Regions from separate parts of the Homo sapiens genome. Here all the other regions are linked to region 4. A link is a loop called in an ENCODE intact Hi-C map of the cell type or tissue named here. Cell type or tissue: PC-3. All regions are shown on one strand. Links, peaks and the distances in the headings refer to the core of each region. The heading gives the core; the rest is flanking DNA.

The links. Hi-C counts contacts between places; a loop is a spot of excess contacts. Peaks named below come from ENCODE experiments on the same cell type or tissue, not always from the same donor. Only the 100,000 strongest peaks of a DNase experiment are listed, where the experiment ranks them.
Region 1: it touches region 4 in a loop (7-fold over the local background); 4 of 110 quality-filtered maps call a loop at or near these places.
Region 2: it touches region 4 in a loop (6-fold over the local background); 2 of 110 quality-filtered maps call a loop at or near these places.
Region 3: it touches region 4 in a loop (11-fold over the local background); 2 of 110 quality-filtered maps call a loop at or near these places.

What each region holds. Positions count from the first base shown.
Region 1 is chrX:17,410,477-17,415,963 of GRCh38, reverse strand. All of the region lies in intron 1 of NHS (NHS actin remodeling regulator), which reads right to left. Among named protein-coding and RNA genes, the nearest start is that of MIR4768, 13 kb to the left of the region's middle. In PC-3, for the core only: no CTCF peak of the experiment used is centred there; a DNase peak (open chromatin) is centred at 3,143; H3K4me3 peaks cover 1,320 bases; H3K27ac peaks cover 3,938 bases.
Region 2 is chrX:17,496,988-17,502,474 of GRCh38, reverse strand. All of the region lies in intron 1 of NHS (NHS actin remodeling regulator), which reads right to left. Among named protein-coding and RNA genes, the nearest start is that of NHS-AS1, 59 kb to the left of the region's middle. In PC-3, for the core only: no CTCF peak of the experiment used is centred there; a DNase peak (open chromatin) is centred at 2,124; H3K27ac peaks cover 2,888 bases.
Region 3 is chrX:17,158,174-17,163,660 of GRCh38, reverse strand. It overlaps LOC124905252 (a long non-coding RNA gene), which reads left to right and starts at 3,509. Exons shown (of 3, transcript XR_007068400.1): 1 at 3,509-3,577. It also overlaps a transcript of REPS2 not described here. In PC-3, for the core only: a CTCF peak has its summit at 2,517 (motif pointing left); no DNase peak of the experiment used is centred there.
Region 4 is chrX:17,588,904-17,594,390 of GRCh38, reverse strand. All of the region lies in intron 1 of NHS (NHS actin remodeling regulator), which reads right to left. Among named protein-coding and RNA genes, the nearest start is that of NHS-AS1, 33 kb to the right of the region's middle. In PC-3, for the core only: a CTCF peak has its summit at 3,047 (motif pointing right); a DNase peak (open chromatin) is centred at 3,050; H3K4me3 peaks cover 896 bases; H3K27ac peaks cover 1,293 bases.

The DNA.
Region 1 (5,487 bases), core at 226-5,225, 180 kb after region 4:
AGAGGCAAATACCAGCCGCCTTTCTATTGCAGCTTGTGTGCCTGAAAATCTCCAGTACCCAGAGCGAGCCCATGCAAATGGCAACAAAAGTAGACAGAAATGCTACAGTTACCAGCTTTTATGCTTGTGGTCAAAAAAAGAATGAAGACTCTGTTTCTAAGCCCAGAAACATCGATTATTACAATATCCCAATCTCAGTCCAGACATCTCCAACTTGTGGAATGTTTGTGCCATACTCTCCCTTCAGAAATGCCTCCTCATTACAGAATTCTTGCAAAAGTGAAATAATTCCAGCTACTGTTTTTCCCATAAAAGGGACCACTGTGCTTCTGCTACTTTCCCCCAGCATGTTTCTGTAGGTGGTCATTTCAACAATAAAGGAAGTTCAAGGGTTCAAACAGATTTCCACTGTTACAGCCCAAAAATTTGAGGTTTTTTCAAGGAAGTCCCCCCTGCCGAGCAATTATGCTTGAATTCAAGGCTGGCTATTTCTTACCAAAGCTGTGGAGAGAGGAGGGCAGAGGGGAAAAGGGATAAGGAAATGAGGGAGGGAAGGGGAGAAGATAAGAGACTAAAGAAATCAGGGCACTCAGTCAGAAGTAAATGTTTGCAACTGGCCATCTGATACCATTGAGACTCGGGAACACAGAGGAGAGAGGAGTCCAGAGGATTGATTCATTCCCCATTCTTATTTTTGGCTAGTTTTTACTCTGATAGATCAATGCACTTAGGAAAAACAAATATCTAGAGGAGCCACAAGCGGGCTATACCGTGTCCCAGGGAACAAGTTCAAAAGGTCCTGGAAGGAGCCAGACAGATAGAGCCAGTGTCCCGGCAGAGAACATTTGCTTGTTCTTGGTGCAGACTTGTCATCTGCTCAGCTGTCCCCAGCGAGGTCTCCACCCCTATGTGATATCCCACAACCTCCCGGGGCAGGGCAGGGCAGGCTCAGTACCAAGATACCAGCCAACCCCCGCCCCCATGCAGTGTTGCCAAGGGCAACAGAGAACTGCAGCCTCACCATTTTCTCTTCTGCCTTTCTGTCCTCCATTCTTGAACCCTTGCTGCTCTGCCTCTAATCTTTCTTTCCTCTGCCTCTGTGGAAGGGGGCAAGGAGGGGGAAGGTCTGTCTGTCTTTCTCTCTGTGTTGCCTATCCTAAAGTAGAATTCATCTAATTCATCGTTTTCAGAGTGGATACTTGAAAACATCATAGGCTAGGAAAATTCTTGTTCCCCTTTGCCGTCATGCTAAAACTCCCAGGGTCTCAGCCACCCAGTGGCTCACCTTCCAGGTCCCAGTGCAGGGAGACCTCTCAGGAAAGCATCTCTGGTGCCATTTCCTTGTCACTGCTAATGAGCAAACTGCTAGTAACGTCTTAGAGAAAACAGGCCCAAGCTAAGAAGAGGCATTCTCTAAAACATATTACCTAATTGTTTCACTGGCGCGGAGACGGGGGAGGGAGGGAACATTATGAAATAAAAGCCTGGAAAGCCCACATATTTTTAGAAGCAAATTGCACATAAAAGTACATGATCGTCAATGATTTAAATGACTGAAATGTCACACTGACATTCATGACCAAACATGCTGATGGAATTTATGAATGCACAACTGTACCTCAAGCCACCGGGATTCGTTTCTGGCCTTCCTGCCTCAGGTGATTTTTACACCTTTGTTTGCTGCTGCCTTGTACTGGGATTCACTCATTTCACAAAAAAGCAAACTAAGGTTAAGAGAATGTCAGTGGTTTTGCAGAGATGCTGCAATCAATTGCACAGAAAGCAGTAAGGGAAGAAATTCTCATCTTGACATTGTCTGGGCCAGTCCTCCTGGAAATTTGACCTGGCAGATCAAATGTCCAGAAGAAGTAGCCTGGACCTTGGGACAGTGTCATTTTGTGTGCCTGTCTGCACCTGCAGTTTAGATGTGGAAAGATCAGTTATTTCTTTGAAAAAAAATAAAAAACAGGAAAGAAAAGTTAAAGCTGAGAGTTTAGAAGGTAAGACCTGCAGCCTGATTCTCTATACGACAGAGCTTCCCAAATACAAGGCAGGACCTGGTTACAAAAGACCAAAGCTCTTGTTTAATTGCCTTCCTCTTATAAGGAAGTGCCCCAGCATGCTGATTCAAAGCATATCCAAAGTAGAAGAGTAAGATTTGTTTATGTTTATCTGCTTTTTTTGGGGGTGCAACTTTTGAAACTGTCTATCATTTCAACATTTCCAGTGTAAAAGGATTAATAGAGTGATAGCTCCCCCGAGGACAAACAGGTGAGCAGATAGTACAAGCCAGATTTATCATCCCAATAAATCCACTTTTCAAAACAAACAGTCTTCGCCTTTGGAAAAGCATGATTCTCTCCCATTTCTGGGCAAATGACTATAGTTTCTTTTTCTGGGAAGAAAGAAAAGTATTTTGAATAGGTTCTGAAACGATTAATCAATCTAACCAAGCTTGTGGTTTCATTTCAATTAATGCCTAGTTTAAAACAGCTAATGACATCAAGAGAGAATGACTCATAACAAAAGCAACTTGCACAGCCCACATTAAAAAAGTCCATGTGAATAGCATCATCACCACTAAAGAGTAATAATTAAGCAACCCATATGATCATGATGCAATGAACTTGAGAGGAGAAATGATAACAATGACAACGCTACATAAACTTTAATTGGATAAGGTAGCCACAATCCCACAGAGAATCGGACTATTTATTTAGAAAATGGAACATATTTATTGACTGTAAGACAAAATTACATGTACAGGAGTTTTTCCAGACTGATCTCAAAAAGGCATGTAAACCTTCATTCTTGTGTGTATGTGTGTGCGTGTGTGCACGCACACACACACAAGCGCTAAATACACAGGTAGTCACATATTCTACTAGGTGCCATATGGAAATCGTTTTTCAATTAGGCTAAGTTTAAAAGCTTCATAGTTAAGATCGGAGGCTGACAAACTTCAGCCCACAAGCCAAATTGACCCACCACCTGTTTTTTATAAACTTTCATTGGAACACAGCCATGCTCACTCATTTACGTATTGTCTATGGCTGCTTTCGCACTCAGTGACAAAGAGCTATGACAGAGACTTCATGATCTGCAATGCTCAAGATATTTACCCTCTGGATCTTTACAGAAAAAAAATTGTGAATCTTTGATTAAGATAATGGATACCTTCTGACTCACACATCAGTCAGCATGCAAACATTGTTCAAGTTTGAGTCAACAAGCACTAGACTTTTTTTCAGATTATTGGAAAGTGATGTTAAATATCAGGACACACTAAGCATTCAGTTAAAAGGAACTTTTGAGACTTAGCATAATTGCTGCCTTTGTTTTCTCTCTCTCTCTCTCTTTCTTCTTAAGACAGGGTCTCACTCCCATTGACCAGGCTGGAGTGCAGTGACGTGATCACAGCTCACTGCAGCCTTGACTTCCTGGGCTCAGGTGATTCTCCCACCCCAGCCTCCTGAGTAGCTGGGACTACAGGTGCATGCCACCACACCCAGCTGATTTTTTCTTATTTTTAGTAGAGACGGGGTTTTGCCATGTTGCCCAGGCTGGTCTTGAACTCCTGGGTTCAACTGATCTGCCGGCCTCGACCTCCCAAAGTGCTGGGATTACAGGCATGAGCCACTGCACCCAGCAACGCTTGTTTTCAATCTCAATTTCTTTGAAAACATTTTTGAGCTATGTTCTTGATATGATGATAGAATACATATATATTATCTTAATATATAATATATATTATAAAAGAATACATTATTTAAGTATATAAATATCATTGAAATGGAGCCACACTAATGTTACTCATCCATAGTTCAAGAGCTTCATATATGCACAAGGCTTTTCTCACTATTTCATATGAAAAGATACACTTAACACCATAATGACATTTACCATCATTCTTTATCACTTCATTCTATGTCACTGCAAACTTCAGGGAGCTATATAAATAATCAGGGGTGGCTGAACATTCATCTAAAAATCTCCTGTTACCAAAAGTATGAAACTACACATAATTCTAATACCATTGTGAAATACATCTTTCCTGGATAAAACAATCACTTACCCCTTACAAAACAGATTATCTTATTTCAAAAAAAATTACTTGCTCATGGAGAAAAAGCTGTGATTAAAAGTGCATTTGGGGTGAATATAAACATAGGGTAGGGAGCCAGGAAAAGGAAAATCTTACAGAATATGGTCATGGGTTATTCTACACTACCTGGATATATTTCAAGGAATATTTCATTTTTTCCTCTATTTCTAAGTTCAATATTTCTAATTTCATTTTTCACACAGAGCCTGTTAATTATCTGTAGGTGATATAAAATTGTCTTCTTTTTTTAAAAAAAATCTAAATGTAAGGCCTTTTGCTGTTTGAGGCTAAGGATTGAGCATAATATGCATCACTACTGTCATCTTCTGTCAAACCCACGCCCTGAAGGTGACACAGACTGTGATGAAATATAGTACGGTAGCAAGGATTGGGTTATACTGTATGTAGATGCAGGCTGTCACATTCATGATCTGGATCAAGGATACATGACCTCATTCCATGGCTAGTCAACCTAGAGCAAGTGTAATTTATTGGCGCCAGGAGGCCTCATTATGATCTGGCATTCAACACAGCCCATTCCTCTTACTGAAGTACACATCTTAACTCCCTCACAAAGAAAAATTATAGCTACGTAAGAAATCCATATTACTAGGCTTCATTTTATTGACAAGATTTCTAAGGTAGCAGAAAGAAAATAAATTTGCCAACCCATTTTGGAACATATGTGGCATATTAAAATGATTATGAAAAATGAATAAGAGATGATCATTCACTTGAAACCACGTTGAAAACATTGGGATAACCCTTTTATGATACTTAGCCAAAATCACCACCTCTTGGGAAAAGATTAACCTGCCATTGCTTAATTTAGGACTCCAAAATATCCTTAATGTCTTGAAAGCCACTTGTAACTATAATTTCTCTTTATAGTTGGACGTATCTCCACCCACACCACACTGCTTTCTAAGTTTCACACAAAGACAATATGGTGTGCTGGCTCCTTCCAAATGATTCATAATGAGCTCTTTTAAAGAAATTTGGAAGATATAGCCCAAGAAGCAGAAGTTTCCTTTGACTAAATAATAGGATTTTTGCCTTTTTTGATGCAAAGGCAAAATTTTGGAGCAAGGAAGAGGTGTGATATAGCATATAAAATTGGAGGCATATAAGATACTAACATCTGCTCATGGGCTTATGTGAGAGTTTTCCAGGAACGTTCTATTATAAGTAATTTAAACAAAGGCAGCCATTTCAAAACCAATGGAAATGAAGGCCTGCATTTTGGGAACGCCAGGAAAGGGAAAGGAAAGGTGTCAGGAGGGACACGGATTTCTTTACTCACTGGTGTTCTAAGGTCTGGAAAAAAAAAAAAAAAAAAAAAGCAGAGAGTTGCCGTCAGAAAGGTCAATCTGGTTTCCTTT
Region 2 (5,487 bases), core at 35-5,034, 92 kb after region 4:
GTCAAATGGCATTACTTGCCTTGTGCTGGCAGTTGAGTTTCAGCCTGAATGCTGAAATGCACATTTGTTAACTAGAGCATGGAGAAGGTTCCAGGCAGAAAAGGGGCATGGAAGGAGGAGAATAAATGGAGAGGGAGAGGGCAGTGTCTGTCCACTGCCCTTCACTCTCCTGCTCCAACCGCAGAGATTAAAGCTGGGCAGAGTCAATGAACTGCCCATGAGATCGTGTTCATGTGACCTTCCTGTGAAACTAGCCCCTCCCAAGCTTTGGAAGGAAACTTCCAAATATTCAACAAGGAGAAGGGAACATTAACCAATGCAGGAAGAAAAAAATGGAGGAGACCCGAGGAGACAAATAGGCCCTTTTTTCCCGAGTGTACACAAGCTACAATTTAGAATAGCACTTAAAATGTTGGCCTGTCATATCGAACATTGAGGTAAATAAAAAGAATTAACTGAGTTCAATGGACTCTCCACCAAACAATTGAAACTGGAAGCATAAACGTCAGAAGTAACCCCATGGGGAAACTTTTCTTTGAAGATGTGCCAAAGACTCTTAATATTCCCAAGCAAGTTGGCCTAGAGCTGCATTTTCTCACAAGGATAGTGATCATGTTTTCTATGAACCCCAAATCTATATACTTGGTTTCTCGCTGAAAGGGAATATCTGAAATCATCACCGTCCTGGAACATTCAAGACTTGTTGTTACCCAGCCCACACATCTTTTTGTTTGTTTGTTTGTTTTTGAGACAGGGTCTCGCTCTGTTGCCCAGGCTGGAGTGCAGTTGGTGTAATCATGGCTCACTGCAGCCTTGACCTCCCAGACTCAAGCATTCCTCCCATTTCAGCCTCCTGAATAGTTGAGAATATAGGCGCCCACCACTATGCCTGGCTAATTTTTATAGAGATGGGGTTTCCCCCATGTTGCTCAGGCTGGTCTCAAACTCCTGGGCTCAAGCAATCCTCCTGCCTCTGCCTCCCAAAGTGTTGGGACTACAGGTGTGAGCCACTGTGCGGGCCCCACCCACACACCTTGACCTTCTCTTATTTCCACCTTGGCTATGGTCTCAAGGAAGTAAGTCCTTCTAAATATCCTAATCCCCCCACTTTTTTTTTTTCTTGAGATAGGGTCTTGCTCTGTCACCCAGGCTAGAGTGCAGTGGTACAATGACGGCTCACTGCAGCCTCAACCTCCCATGCTCAAGTGATCCTCCCATCTCAGCCTGGGCCCACAGGCATGCACCACCACACATGGCTGATTTTTTTTCTAGAGACAGGGTTTTGCCATGTTGTCCAGGCTGGTCTCAAACTCCTGGGCTCAGGGAATCCTCCCTCCTCAATCTCCTAAAGTGCTAGGATTACAGCTGTGAGCCACCCTGCCTGGCCTGATCCCTTTCTTGATCTCCTCAAGAAGGGCTATTAGCTCTGGTCTATTCTGACCTCCCCATAAATCAGAAATGCAGCACAACTTTTAAAGAAAGCTCTAATAATAGATGTCACTTATTGAGTATTTACAATGACAGGCAATTTACACAACACTATTTCACTTAATCTCTCAAATAACCCTTTAAAACAGGTACTATTATCCCCACTTTCAGGTGAAACAATTGAGTCTGGGAGCAGGTAAGGGACTCAACTAAGAAAGTTCGCACAGCTGATAAGCACTGGAATCAAGATTCAAACCCCAGTCTGCCTAACGCAAAAGCCACACACACTTGTCCCTACTCCATGCTACCTTGAACCCTTGTCATTCTCTTCTGAGGGAGCATCTGACAGTATGTGCAGAGGCGTAAAGTCTTCCATCAAGTTACCGCTTAAAGCTCATAAAGTCCTTTCCCTAGCTTCACATAGAAAAGGAGGCACAGACCTAGCTATTTATTGCTCCTGCTGCTTGATCAGAGTGGAAGTTCCAATCAGACACCGCAGGAGGAAACGTGGCCAGACATTACAACCAGCAACAATGGGATCACAGCCAGGGCATTTCTATGAACCCTTCCCTCCTCCTCCACAACCTTCAGAAGACAAACAAATGATAAGACACAATCAGAATCAAGGAAGGCTCCCAGCAAAATCAAACCTGACCTCAGCCTAACAAACATTCACTTCAATCATCTGGGTTCTCCAGCTTTATGGCTTAAGGAAGTAATTGCATCCAACACTCTTGTGTCTACTGTTTGTTCTCCATGCCTTAAAGCCCCAGCTTGTGAATCATCTCTAGAAGCCCAGACTGGGAAAGGCACTGGCCTTCCTTTCCCATCTACTAGGGGATTAATTTCATCATGCCACTTATCCTGGTTATCAGTTCACACATGTGCCTCAGAATGCTTCTCAACATAACATCAAAGTGGTTTACAGGCACGGAGGAAGTCCCAGACTCAATTCCAGGATTAAGATTAAAACAGCAAAATATACTCAGACCTGTAGCCAGAAGAAAGACGCATTATTAAACATAGTCATTTTATAGCACTCCATACCCATGGATGTCATGCTTGTTATTTGACTATCCACATGAAGCCCATCTCCTTTCAGAGCCCTGCATGGCAATGTGTGAGAGCTGAAAGTTCATCTCCTTTCAGAGCCCTGCACCCAGGACAGGGTGCCCCACCCGGATCCCCTTTACCAAGCCTGTGTAGCTATTCTCCAGATACTGTGAGTGGTGGCTGCTAGTGTCTCACAACTACTCACTTCTCAGGAGAGTTCTCCTTGGCCGATGAGAGCCACCTTGCCTGGAAGGTAAGTCACTCCTTTCCCATGACAAAAGCTCTCTCCCTGCAGATAAAAGCAAAGCTAGGCTCCATATGAGACCACATTCCAGCTCAGCAGTGTCCTGTGCCCCATTCAGCTTCCTTCATACTCTTACAGGTTTCCCCCGAGAACTCTCTCCCAATAAATCACATGCACTAGAATCCCTGTGTCGGGTGCTGTCTCTCGGGAACCCAATCCAAGACACAGAGTTGGAAGCAAAGATAAGTTCAAGAGTAAAACCCTGCAATAAGTCACCCATGATAGCAAGATTCTGGATTTAATGCAGTTAGTGGTGGGTTGTGCTTTCAAAAAGGGGCAAAATAAACTTCTATTTAGGGGAAAGTGGATAGAATTGTGTAGGGGAAGGTGAGGCTGGACTGGGAAATGGCAGGCAACCCTGTGTCAGCAAGTGATGCAGGGAGGAAGACAGTAAGTCCCTGAGTCCCCAGTATTCTTCTGACCCAATCTCCCCAAATAGGCCAATGAAAGAGTGCCAACTCTCCAGGAGATTCCTGGAGTATCCTAGCCAACCATAGGACCCAGAATCATCCCCATGAATATTTAAGCCAGAGAGGTCCACTGCCACCAGAAACTGCAGCCAGTGCTAGAACAGATTTTGATCACACAGTCAGACTTCTGGAACTCCTGGCCAGGTAGCTATGAAGACTTGCCCAATTTTTCATCAACTTCATGGCATGGCATTTTACTTGCATACTATGAGGGAAGTTTACTGTATTATGTTTAAGGTTGTTAAATTCAAAGTGGGTAACAATTGTAACCCCATCAATTTTTATCCATGAAATTTTCTAAATCTGCATCAACACAGGGAGAGGGTTTAACATAAGCTTTCAGCATGTGAGCAGCTTAAAAAAACCTCACTCAAGTGTCCACAATGTCCAAAGAGAGAGGACATCATGGCTAGAAATTATTTATTTCGACACAGCTATAGCTTGATTAAGGTCAAGGCTAGGATCTCTTTGTTGTTTCTCCGCAATAACTCTGATCTAACCATCATGGAAGTATGAGTTTGGGCTGAGCATCTTGTTTTTCCAGATGCTCAGGGCACTATCATATTGGACCTGTGGCTAAATGGAAGGTATAGCAACATCATAGCAACAAGGCTTGTGTCATTTTCTACCCCCAAACCTAGATATCACAGATAAGCACCACATCACGCCACGAAATGAATGTTAGACTATACAAACAAGAATTAATGGCAACAACCTCTTGACTGCAACACCCTGAATTGCAAAATCAGGTGGTGTTGGATGCCCCAAGTTTTTAGTTATACTTTGTGAGAACGGTTCCTACTCCATGACTTTTGGGCGAGGCAAAATTTTTACCAGGGGATAAATCAGATAGAGGCAGGTGTGGGAAGGCCATCAAAGGGATATCTCTCGACACATCCCTTTGAGATCCCTGCAGGGACAAGATTAATCAAGTTTAGGTGAGGAGATAATGCCACAGGCACAGGAGATCTCATACCCTGCTGGTGGCGTTTCCATTGGAAAGACCACATTGGAGAATAATTTGGTAATATCGAGAAAGCTGAAGAGGAACAAACATTTTGGCCCAGAAACTTCATTTCTAGTTATGTGACCTAAAGCAATGGCTGTCAATGCTGGCAGCACATTGGAATCATCTGGGGAGTTTTAAAAAAATACAGGTGCCTGGGCTTCACCTTAGTGATTCGGATTTAATTAGTCTGGGTGCAACCTGGCAGTGGGACTTTTCAAAGATCCCTAGGCAATTCTGATGTGTACAAAAGATTGAGATCCACTGCCCTAGAGACCTTTTCCCCCATGTGCCATAAGGACATTTGACATAATTATTTATGGCAGCACTGTTTGCAGGAGCAAGAAATTGGAAGTAACCTAAATACCCATCAATAGGAGCATGCATAAATAAATTGTACTGTATTCCTTTAATAGCATTCCTCAGGGCAGTTAAAGATGAATACAGTACACCATGTGTATCGATATGTTTAAATCATAAAGCAAGTTACAGAATGACACATACATTATATGAGCTCTGCAAAATTTAAAAACATGTTAATACTATTATTGAATATATACATACATAGTAATAATATTAAAACATATCGAGGTGAGGAAATACAAAAGTTAGAATAAAAGTTAACACTGGGGAAAGGACAGAATTAGATTAGGATGGGAAAGCAGGGGCTTTCAATTCTAACTAACATTTTATTTCTTTAAACAGAAAGCAGGCGTGGGAGAAACGTTAGCTTTGGTAGAACTGAATGGTTGATACATGACTGTTATGTCATTCTCTGAAAGCTTGCATAATAAATATTTAAAGCTACAGAATATAAAAGTGATCAAGCAGATAAAGTGACTCAACATACACATAAGCCTCAAATTCATCATAAACTCAACAGTACAGAGGACAGAGGTAGCAACCCCTTAAAAGAAACCAAACAAAACCTTGAAGACCTTTTACTATTTGGGCTTTATTAAGTCCCCAGAAAAACTCCAAGGCATTAGTTGCATGCTATCAAATGCTGCCATGTGTATTTAAAACAAAAAGGCACCTGTCAAAGGGAATGAACAGGGTACTGTACATTTTGCATGTTCCCATCCATTCAGCGAGCATTTCTTTTATGAGAACCTATTGTGCACCCAACCCTGAATGAGGTGTAGGGTTTCCCTTTTATCTCATCGCAATCATGAACCCAAATAACCATGAGTTTCTTTTTTCATTGATAAAAGTTTGCAAAACTG
Region 3 (5,487 bases), core at 121-5,120, 430 kb after region 4:
TTTCTAGCTTCAGTGGTTTCTGGTGAAAAATCACCTCTTAATCTTATTGAGCATCCCTTGTACGTGATGAGCTTTTGCTACTTTCAAGATTCTTTCTTTACCTTTGATTTTCAACAGTTTGATTATGAGGTGTCTTAGTGTGATGCTCTGAGTTTTTCCAACTTGGAATTCATTGAGCTTCTTGGATTTGTAGATTCATGTTTGTCATCAAATTTGGGAAGGTTTCACCCATTATTTCTGCCCCTTTATCTGTTTTCTCTCTTTCTGGGACTCCCACTATACAACTAATGGTATGCTTGACAGTGTCCCATAGGCCTCTGAGGCCCTGTTCATTTTTCTTCATTTTTTAATTTCTTTCCTAAGAATGAACAATCTCAATTCACCTATCTTCAAGTTCACTGATTCTTTCTTCAGCCTAAAGAAATTTGCTGTTTTTCCCCTCTGGTACTTTTCAACCCTGAATTTTTATTTGTCTGCTTTTATAATTTCTATCTCTTTATTGGTATTCTCTATTTGGTGAGACAACATTCTCATTTAGTTTTTAAGATATGGTTTCCCTTCACTGTTGAATATATTTAAAATAGCTAATTTAAATTATGTATTTGTCTAATAAGCCCAAGATCTGGGCCTCCTCAAGAACAATTTCTATTGATTGTTTTTACTCCCATATTTGGGGCATATTTTCTTGTTTCTTTTTATATCCTATAATTTGTCATTACAAACTGGACATTTTGTATAATGTGATGTGGCAACTCTGAAAATCAGATTCTTCCTCCTCCCCATGGTTTGTTGTTGTTGCTGTTTGGTGTTGTTGCTCTTTGTTCAGTGACATTCCTGAACTAATTCTGTAAAGTCTGTATTCTTTGTCTCTACTCAGCTTAGTAGTTAATAATTGTACCGTCATTTCCTTAAATGCCTTGAACCAATAAATCTGAGTCTTTGCTGAGGGGTTCTCTGTGCATGTTAGGACACACCTTTAACACTCAGCCAGTATGACTGTTCTTACAGTTCTTGTCTAGATGCAGCCATTTTTCTTTAATTGTTATAAGCCATTGGTTAATTTACAGAACTAGTTTAGAACTCTGTCTTAGCCTTCCCTTTCTGCTTATGCAGAAGCCTAAGGTCAGTCAGAGGTGACCTTCTCAGTTATTTCTTGAGCATGTACGCAGCCCTGAGTATGCACTCAAACCTGTACATGTGAACATGTGTGTAGCCTTCTAAATTTCCAGGAATATGTGACAGCTTTTCAAGGCCATCTATGAACATCTCATTCCCTAGTTTTTCCATTTATGTTTTTTAGTTAGCTTGTTATTTGTCTCAACTTTTACCACTGCCTCAGGCAGCCATGATATTAAACAATTGTTGCCAATTGTTTTTGACAAATGCCCTTGAGGAGAAGGCAGTTCACACTGGATGAGCTCTGAGTCAGGTCAAATAAAGACAAGCATTGTGAGTGAGATTTCCCGGGGAACTATAAAATAGGTCAAATTATGACAGTTCTCTAAGAATGGAGCTTTGAAAGAGCTCCAACTCTGTTCTGACTCACCCAGTGGCTACCAGGTTGCTGGTTTTCACTGCAGTTGCATAGATCAAGCACACCTAAGCCAGTCTTTACTTCTTTACTCTGCAGGCTATTAGTTTTCAAGGCTATCACAGAACTGGGGAGAGGAAGATGGGAAACGGACAAGTTAAAATATCAGAAGCAGCCACTAAGCCACTATACCTCTAGGATCTTTTCCATTTTCCAAAAGACAGTCTTTCATAAAAACCATGAATGCTTGGAGAGATCAGAAAGGGCCTTTTATCTTTTGGTCTTTCCCCAATCCCATCCTACTCCAACTCCAAGGAATACCTGGGTGGACACCATAATGTTGGAAACTGAATACAGACTTTGTATTAGTTTCCTATTGATGCTGTAGCAAATTGCCATAAACTTAGTGGCTTAAAATAACACTGATTATCTTACAGTCTCTTAGGTCAAAAACATGAGTACAGCATGGCTCAACTGAATCCTCTGCTTAGAGTTTCTCAAAAAAAAAAAAGGCAGGAGATCAGCAGGGTTATGATACTTTCTGGAGGCTCTGGGGATGAATCTGCTTCCACGCACATTCAGGTTGTTGGCAGAATTCAGCTCCTTGTGACTATAGGGTTAAGGTCCCTGTCTCCTCACTTGTTGCTAGCTATAAACCTTTCTCAGTTCCTTATGGTTGCCTTGCATTCCTCATTACATTGCCCACTCCATCTGCAAGTCTTTTTCATGCTTCAAATTTCTCTGACTTCCTCTTCTGCATTTAAGAGTTACTGTGATTACATTGGGTCTGCCGGATAATCCAAGATAATCTCCCTATTTTAAGGTCAACTGATTAGTAACCTTAATTGCATGTGTGAAATCCCCTTTGCCATGTAACATACTATAACCACAGGAGTAGCATCAGAGGGTGGAGATCATGACAGCCAAAATTCTGCTTATCACAGTCTGCCCTCTGGTGGCCCCTATAATTCCCATCTATTCCATATGCAAAATATATTCACCCCATCCCAAGGTCCCCAAAAGTCTCATCCCATTACAGCATCAAATCAAAGTCCAAAAATCTCATCTAAATCTCACTAGTTCAAAAGTTCCACATCTTGTCATTTACATCATCTAAACTAAGTACAGATATGGCTCAGGATATAATCCCTACAACTTCTGGGGCACAATTCCTCTCCATCTGTGGATGTATGAAACTAAAGAAACAAGTTATCTGCTCTCAACATACAATGGTGGGACAGGCATCGGGTAACAGTTAAAGACATTATGTTTTTAAAAAAGAGGAAATGGAAGGTAAAAAGGAATCATTGACCCAAAGCAATTTTTAAGTCCAGCCAAACTCCATTAGGTTTCAAGGACTAGAAATAATCCTCTGTTGGCTCTCAACTTTACCTTCTGGGCTCTCAGCTTCACCCTCTGGACTCTTGGTCCCACCCTTTGAGTCATCCTCCCTTTTTTATGAAAGTTGGTATTTGTTTGTACCTAAGTGTTTATATCAGCTTGCTGCCTGCCAGCAGAGTTTGGGGGATATAACAGCCTTCTTCCATTTAAGATATTCTCTGTTCCTTTTGGTGCAAGCCAACAGTGTTTCTATTAGTATACAATTCTTAAGAACTTTGGGAATCTCCCATGGATGTCACGGAATGAAAGCCAGGTCCATAAAATTTTTGAAATAACTTCATCTGTTTTTGACTTCTGCTAAAATGGCTGAGGGATAATGCTCTTAAGCTTTCTAAATACCCCCTGGTTTGATTGTGAGAATCTGTGAGTCACACATTTAACCTCTTTAGAGAGCCTCTGTGTGACTGAATACTTTGACCTTGGCAATCCCAATAGACTAAGGATTTCCCAAATCATCAAGTACTGGTTCCCTTTTGTTTAATGGTTCTTCCCTCAACTTCTCTCTTTCCTCTCACATTTAGCTAAAAAGAAAAAGAACAAACCAATGTGTACCTTCAACATTTTGCTTGGAAATCTCCTCAGTGAAATTTATAAGTTCATCATTCACAAGTTCTGCTTTCCACATTATTGTGGGACACAATTCTGGTAAGCTCTCTGCCACCATAACAAGGATCCTGGGTAAGTCACTTCACTTCTCAAGGTTAAAGGTTTCCTCATCTGCATAATAATTCTAGTTTCAGTTTTTAGGAAAGAGAATTCCACAGAATGATCTTAATCATCTTCTGAGTGGCTTTGGATTTTAGACATCACTGGATTTCACAAAAAGAAGGATGTCATCAAATCATCCAGTGGTCACATTTTGGCTAGTTCAAGGAAAGGAGGAGGGTCAATTTGGCCAACTTGTTTGCCCATCTTTAAATCAAGAGTGGGCTGGTGGTGGGACAGGGGTCACATCTTCTATTTCCCAATGTTCAGCACAATGCCACGGCCTCACAGGTAACCAGGCAACAGTCAATTTTTAATTTAACAAACACATGTCTAGCACTTACTAGGCACTGTTTTAAGTGATGTGCATTGGGGGGCTGGGGGGCACTATTATCAGTAACGTATAGATGATGGAGTGAGGCACAGAGAAGCAAATAACTTGCCCAAGATTACAAAGTTATTAAGGAATAGAGACAGGATTTGAATCCAGGCAGTCTAACTCCAAACCCCATGCTTTTATCAACTATGTTATGCTTCCAGGGTGCCATCCTTCAGGCCACCTACTCTTATTCATCCTAACAGTGGGGTTACAAGAGGTAACAAGAGGAAATTTTCTCCAACCTCACCCCATTGCCTCCAACTTAAGTAAGAGTGGTGCTTGGAAGAAGGAAAGAGACTAGAACCAGAGTTTGGGAAGGAGGTAGAAAGTAAGGAAGTTGGATATTAATGAGCTTGAAACATAAAAAGTTCAAACTGAGTCTGTTTCTGCATGACTTCTGCCTCATTGAAGCTTGAAGCTGACTTCCCAGGTCTCTAAAGTATCATCTGGGGAGGCTGAGAAATTCTAGAGTCAGAGAGCAAACAAAGTGAAAAGGGGATCAGTTGTGGTCTTCACAGAGCCAAGACAAGCTGAACACACAGTGGGAGCCAATGAAAAAAATTTGATGGAATCATATTTTGAAATATTCTTTAATTATTGCATCTATCAGAGAGGAAGAAAGTTTTATTTAAGACCTAAACTCACTATAACCAGCCGTTCTGCCATCTAAGGGAAAATTCTTATTATTTGGAAACAGAGGTCTACATTGTTGTTTCCCCTCACTGAGGCTGGTCAGGTAAAGAATGAGAAAATGTGGAAATGTTAAAGCCTCTTTCATTCTTCTGTGCTGCTGAAGGTGAGGTCGCAAACAGGCAATGCGTGGGCCCAACCTGGCTTGCAGACCTGTTTTGTTTGGCCTGTGTATTGTCAGCCTGCACAGTGGTTTCTTTCCCCTCAGTGTTTTAAATTAGACATAGTTGCCAACATAGAAAAAACAGGCAAGTATCCTTGACAGATGTATTGCAAATAAGTTCTACTGTTCTTCAGCTTGCCAAAACTCTCTTAGTCCTGAATTCTGATAAAAAGTTCTTAACTTTAATGAAATTCAATGTATCAATTTTTTTTCTAAAGTTAGTCCTTTGTATGCCCTGTTTAAAAAACTTGAGACACATGAAGATATTATCCTATGCATTCTTCTAGAAGCTTTATTGTTTTACCTTTCACATTCAGATCTATGATACATATTGAATTAATTTTTCTGCATGGTAGGTTTTCTGGGTTCATTTTTTTCCATGTGGATATCCAATTGCTCCACCATCATTTATTGAAAAGACCATCTTTTCCACCACTGAATTATGATGGCTTTTTTTAAAAAATATACAAGTCAAGGGATCATATATGTGCGGCTATGTATTTGGGCTCTCTATTCTGTACCATTAACCTATCATTTGCAACAATATTACACTGTCTTAATTACTTGTAGCTATGTAAGTCTTGGAACCTGGTAGTCTAAATCCAAGTTCGTTCTTCC
Region 4 (5,487 bases), core at 232-5,231:
CTCTCATAGATATCCAAGCAAAGACTCCCTTTCTTCCATTGGACTTTCTTCTGCCTTTGAGTTAGTGACCCCCTTCCTCACTTCTACACTGGCGTGTTTTTTGTTTTTGGTTTTGGTTTTGGTTTTGTTTTGCTTTTGCTATAGGAATGCTTACATTGCATGGTGTACCAGAAAGAGCATGGACTTATTATATAAAGTGGGTAAACACGGGCCAGTTATTCAACTTTTCTGAACATAGATTTCTTCATCTGTAAAGTGGTGTTAATAAGACCTACCTCACAGAGTTGTTGGGAAGATTAAATAATATAAAAACTAGATGTTCATTGTATCCTACCTGGTACACAATAGGTACTCAGTGGTAGACTATCTGGTATATAGTAGGTGCTTCTCCTTAGTGGAGACTTCAAAAAAGGACAAACAGGTATGAAAAAGAAACTGAAAAAGAAAACTCTACTCTTAGCACACACAGACACACAGGCATCCCGCTTCAGGTCAGTTTCCTCCATCCATCCATCCATCCACCTACTTTCCCATCCATCTGTCCATCTACTCATCCATTCATCAAAAAACCCCTCGAAACCTTAGTATCCCTTGTGAGCCAGGTATTGTGGATACAGAAGTAAAACAGACATAGACATAGACATGTAAGAAGTTTACAGCTCATTGCTGACAATAGCTGCATACCTCTACCTTTGGGAATCCAGGGGTACCTGGATGGAGGTGGAAACAGGAGATCAGGGGCTCAGTTCCACACTGATAAGTCGTTTATTCTTGAAGTCCTTCCTGTGTGAAGGATTCTTGCATTCTCCTATCAAAACAACTAGGTATCCCTTGAGATTTGATGGGAAATCATCCCCATTAAGTTGCTGCAGCCTGAAAGAGACCCCCAAACTACCAAGTTCTAAGAAATTGGGACTTCTTGGCTGGTCTTCCCCATGTGCCTGAAGAGCTCCTGTTTTCCTGAAGACCAAAGGAATGGTGACTCCAAAATATGTTCCTTCCCAGTGGGCCCACTGGAATCCACTGGGATTCTTAATCTGCTTACTATATTAATAATAAAAGCAGGAATGCTTATCAAGGCCAAATAGGGTTCTAGGTGCTTGACATATATGTTAATTTCTCATGGTGGCAGCAACTCTGGGAGGTGAGTGTTGTATCCTCATTTTATAGCGGAGGGGACTGTTGACATCAGAGAGGTTAAGTGACTTAAGGTTTACAAATGGAGTAAGAGTCATAACTTGAACTCATATCCTACTTCAAAGCCTGTGCTCATTTTAATTTTGTGCCATGATGTTTCAATAAGTATGCTCTTACATTACATGCTGCTGCTTTTCTCTGCCACTTACTTGTTGAATGTCCTTGGCCAAGCTTGTTTCCTTCTTCTTTTAAAAATTTTTTTTGGAAAAATGTTCAGGTTTTTATTATGGTGAATGATGAATTTTTAACATACCCCAAAGTAGATAGAACTTTACCATGAAATTCCACATACCCATCACACACATGTAACAACCATCTAGGGCCCATCTGCCCTGTCTATACCCCCTGCACTTCTTCCTTCCCAGCTTGGCAGTGTCAAAAATCAAACCCCATTGGTCTGCCTCCAAAACCCTCCACCAAGCTGGTCCTTGCTTTGTCCTAGCACTGGGCTTTATTATAACATTCCTAAGGTCCACTTAAAATTATCATTTCCTGGCACATTTCTCTTTTTTTAAAAAGTCATTGTCAAAATGAATAAATTTGATAGAACATTCAAATGGACTATAGAGAACATTTCAGGGCTTATCCTCAGATTTCCATTTGCCAGGCAAAGTTCGAAGGTGCCATTATTAAACTACCTTGGTGATTGTTGAGACGATGTTAAAATGGGATAGAATTCAAAGCTCTTTTGCTCCAGCAAACAGAAATATATAACCAAGTCGCTGGCTTGCCAATTGGGGAGCACAAGTTGTTCCTTTTCTTCCCCTTAATTACCTCTCAATGGAACATTCTAGAATACCCAGGGGGTAAGTTTCCACTAATCTTCAGGCCTCTTTAAAACCTAGGGCTGACACAAAAGCTAAATATAGAACAATATTCTACAAACAAAGTCCTGAGTCTAAGGACCCAAATGAGTCAGACATTGTTTTCAATCATGGCTTACAAAGAAAGTAGCCTAAATTGTGCTAATGGCTCCAACACCTCTGGATAGTATTATACTGAAGTACAAAAGACACAGAAGATCATCTCCAAGGAATGTATAATATGGTTGAGTCTATGGACTATGCCTAAATAAAATGACAGAGATAGACAGGTATACAGTGATTATTACAGTGACTGCACACTATTATACATATGTGTATTTGCATGCACATGTACACACACACACACACACACACACACATCAGTGGACCACTCCATCTCAGATGCACAGTCGCAGTATGATGCAAACACACAGAAACACAAGACTATCCAGGAACCACGAGAGTCAGAAGCTTTAGTTTTGGTTTCAAGTTGGCCACCTCAGATAAAGGCAGCCGGAGGGAAATGAGGGAGCCTGCTGGACAATATTCTCAAGATTGGAAATATATTCCATTCCCGGTTCAGCCAGTAATGAGTCATTTCTTTCAGCAAGCTCTGTCTCAGTCTTTTTGTTTTTAAGACTCCTTCCATTCTATGATGCTATAAAGACCCACTTGAAAAACAACCAGCAAGGTCAATTTCACACAGTATGGATTTGTGGGGCAAGCAGTGTGATCCGGGGTCACACATTAGTTGGTGCACCTCGGGCAATTTATTACACAGTTTAAAACTACGCAGTGTCAAGTGAGTTTGACCTGGGCACGAAGGCAGAAAGCATACCTATTCTATGTGAAATTTTAAGGGCAGGGTGGAGGATTCTGTCTTCATACCAAATACCATGGAAATAATAGAGACAGATGTTTTCCTACCCATTATAAGGGCTTAAAATGTAATCTGCAAGTATGCATCGGCTTCTGATCTCGGCTAGTAGATCTTGGGTTTGGTTGTGGAAGTGCAAAAATTGCTGCGTTGACACCCTTTGGCCACCAGAGAGCTCCCTGCATCCAACCAGGGGTGCCTATTGGATCAGCAAGCACAAGTTTGCAAAATGCAGGGTGCCCTCCCTACGACCTAGAGCACAGATTCTATTGCTATCTCTTACACCAGCAAAATCCACTCATTTTCTCCATCAACAGTAACTCTGGCCTTGTCCTTTTGCCTTTTACAATGTGGGACTTGATGTATTCAGGAGGCAGAGGATTAACATGGGTACCAGGTTCCACATAGGACAAATGATTCCCCAGCTGTGGGGTAAAAGAAGTCCTGGCCTTCAGATTTATGTGTTGCTTATGGCTACCAGAGCCAGTGACTATATGGAACACAGTACTCAAGAAAACTTCTTTTTATAGGTTTTATTTGGTGGCGATTTTCTTTTTCTATTCAAGTGGAAAAATATAAACTAGTATAAAGAAGAAAATGATGATAATCCATCATTCCACCATCTCAGAGAAAATTACTAAGATTTGGACATAGTTCCTTTCATCTTCTTGGTTTTTCTTTGTATGTGTGTGTTGGGGGGGATGTGTGTGTATTCTTACATAGTTGGAGTCCATTTGTATTCTGACATTTTTGGTAATTTTTCTAACCTGATATGATATTTTCTCTTAATTTTATAAGTGTTTTCCACATCATTACATGCACAATGCAAGACAGCTTGGAGAATTCAGAGGCACAGAAGAAAATAAAAAACCCTTGTTTTTTCAGTACCCAGAGATAATCATTTTCACATTTTGGCATTTTACTGCCAGTCATTTTTCCATTTATGGTGTTTGTTTTTATAAAACTGGGACTATACTATATATACTGTTTTATAGACTGCCCTTTTTAAATAATTTTATATAACAACCATTTCCTCCATATCATTAAATATCTTCCCAAAACATGATTTTTAATATCTGGGTAATACTAAAAACCATGAATGGAGCTTAATTCATTTAATAAATTGTCTGTTGTTGATCATTTGTGATGAATCCAATGTTATTTATTCCAGATAGCACCAAGATGAACAACTTTATACTAATCGTATCCTATCATATCATCATAGATGGTCCACCTAGCATAAGCTTTTAGATTTTGAATTACCAGATCAAAGGGTTCGAACATTTTCAAAAGACAGATTCCAACTGCCACACAGTCCCCCAGAAATGTATCATTTCATATTCCCATTAGGAATATATGAGAATCTCTGTCTCATCACACCCTCACCCATGCTGGGGATCACCAATTTAAAAAATGTTTGCCCATTTGATACATACACACTTGCACACACACAGAGAGTTATTTCTCATTGAACATTTAAAACTTCATGTATTGCTCTCAAACAAGGACATGAATAGACAATTCTCAAAAGAAGATATACAAATGACCAACAAACACATGAAAAAAATGCTCAACATCACTGATGATCAGGGAAATGCAAATCAAAACCACAATCCAATACCATCTTACTCCTGCAAGAATGGGCATAATCAAAAAAATATAAAAAATAATAGACATTGGCATGGATGCAGTGAAAACAGAACACTTCTACACTGCTGGTGGGAATGTAAACTAGTATAACCACTATGGAAAACAGTGTGGAGATTCCTTAAAGAACTAAAAGTAGATCTACCATTTGATACAGCAATCCCACTACTGGGTATGTACCCAGAAGAAAATAAGTCATATGAAAAAGATACTCACTCACGCATGTTTATAGCAGCACAATTCGCAATTGCAAAAATAGGGAACCAACCCAAATGTCCATCAGTCAACGAGTGGAGAAAGAAAATGTTACCCACATACACACATACATACCATGGAATACCATGGAATGCTACTCAGCCATAAAAAGGAACAAAATGATGGCATTCGCAGCTACCTGGATGAGATTGGAGACTATTATTCTAAGTGATGTAACTCAGGAATGGAAAACCAAACATCGTATGTTCTTACTTATAAGTGGGAGCTAAGCTATGAGGATGCAAAGGCATAAGAATGACACAATGGATTTTGGGGACTCAGGAGTAAAAAGAGTGGGAAGGTGGGGAGGGATAAAGGACTTCAAATTGGGTTCAGTATATACTGCTCAGGTGATGGGTGTACCAAAATCTCACAAATCACCACTAAAGAACTTACTTGTGTAACCAAATGCCACCTGTTCCCCAAAAACCTATGGAAATAAAAAATTAAAAAATAAAAATAAAACTTCATGTATTGGCCATTTGTATTTCTTCTTTTGTGAATTATTGAGAACCTAGTAAGTATCTAACACTGTGCTATGTGTTGAAAAACAATTATCACTAAATCTTCCAAGAAACCTGGAAGACAGGTACTATAATCTCAATTTTGCAGGTGAGGAAACTGAGACTTAAAGATGTTGTGTCTTCTCAAGGTCACACAGCAAGAAAATGACAAAGTTTGGCTTCAAATGCAGATCCGTGATTCCCA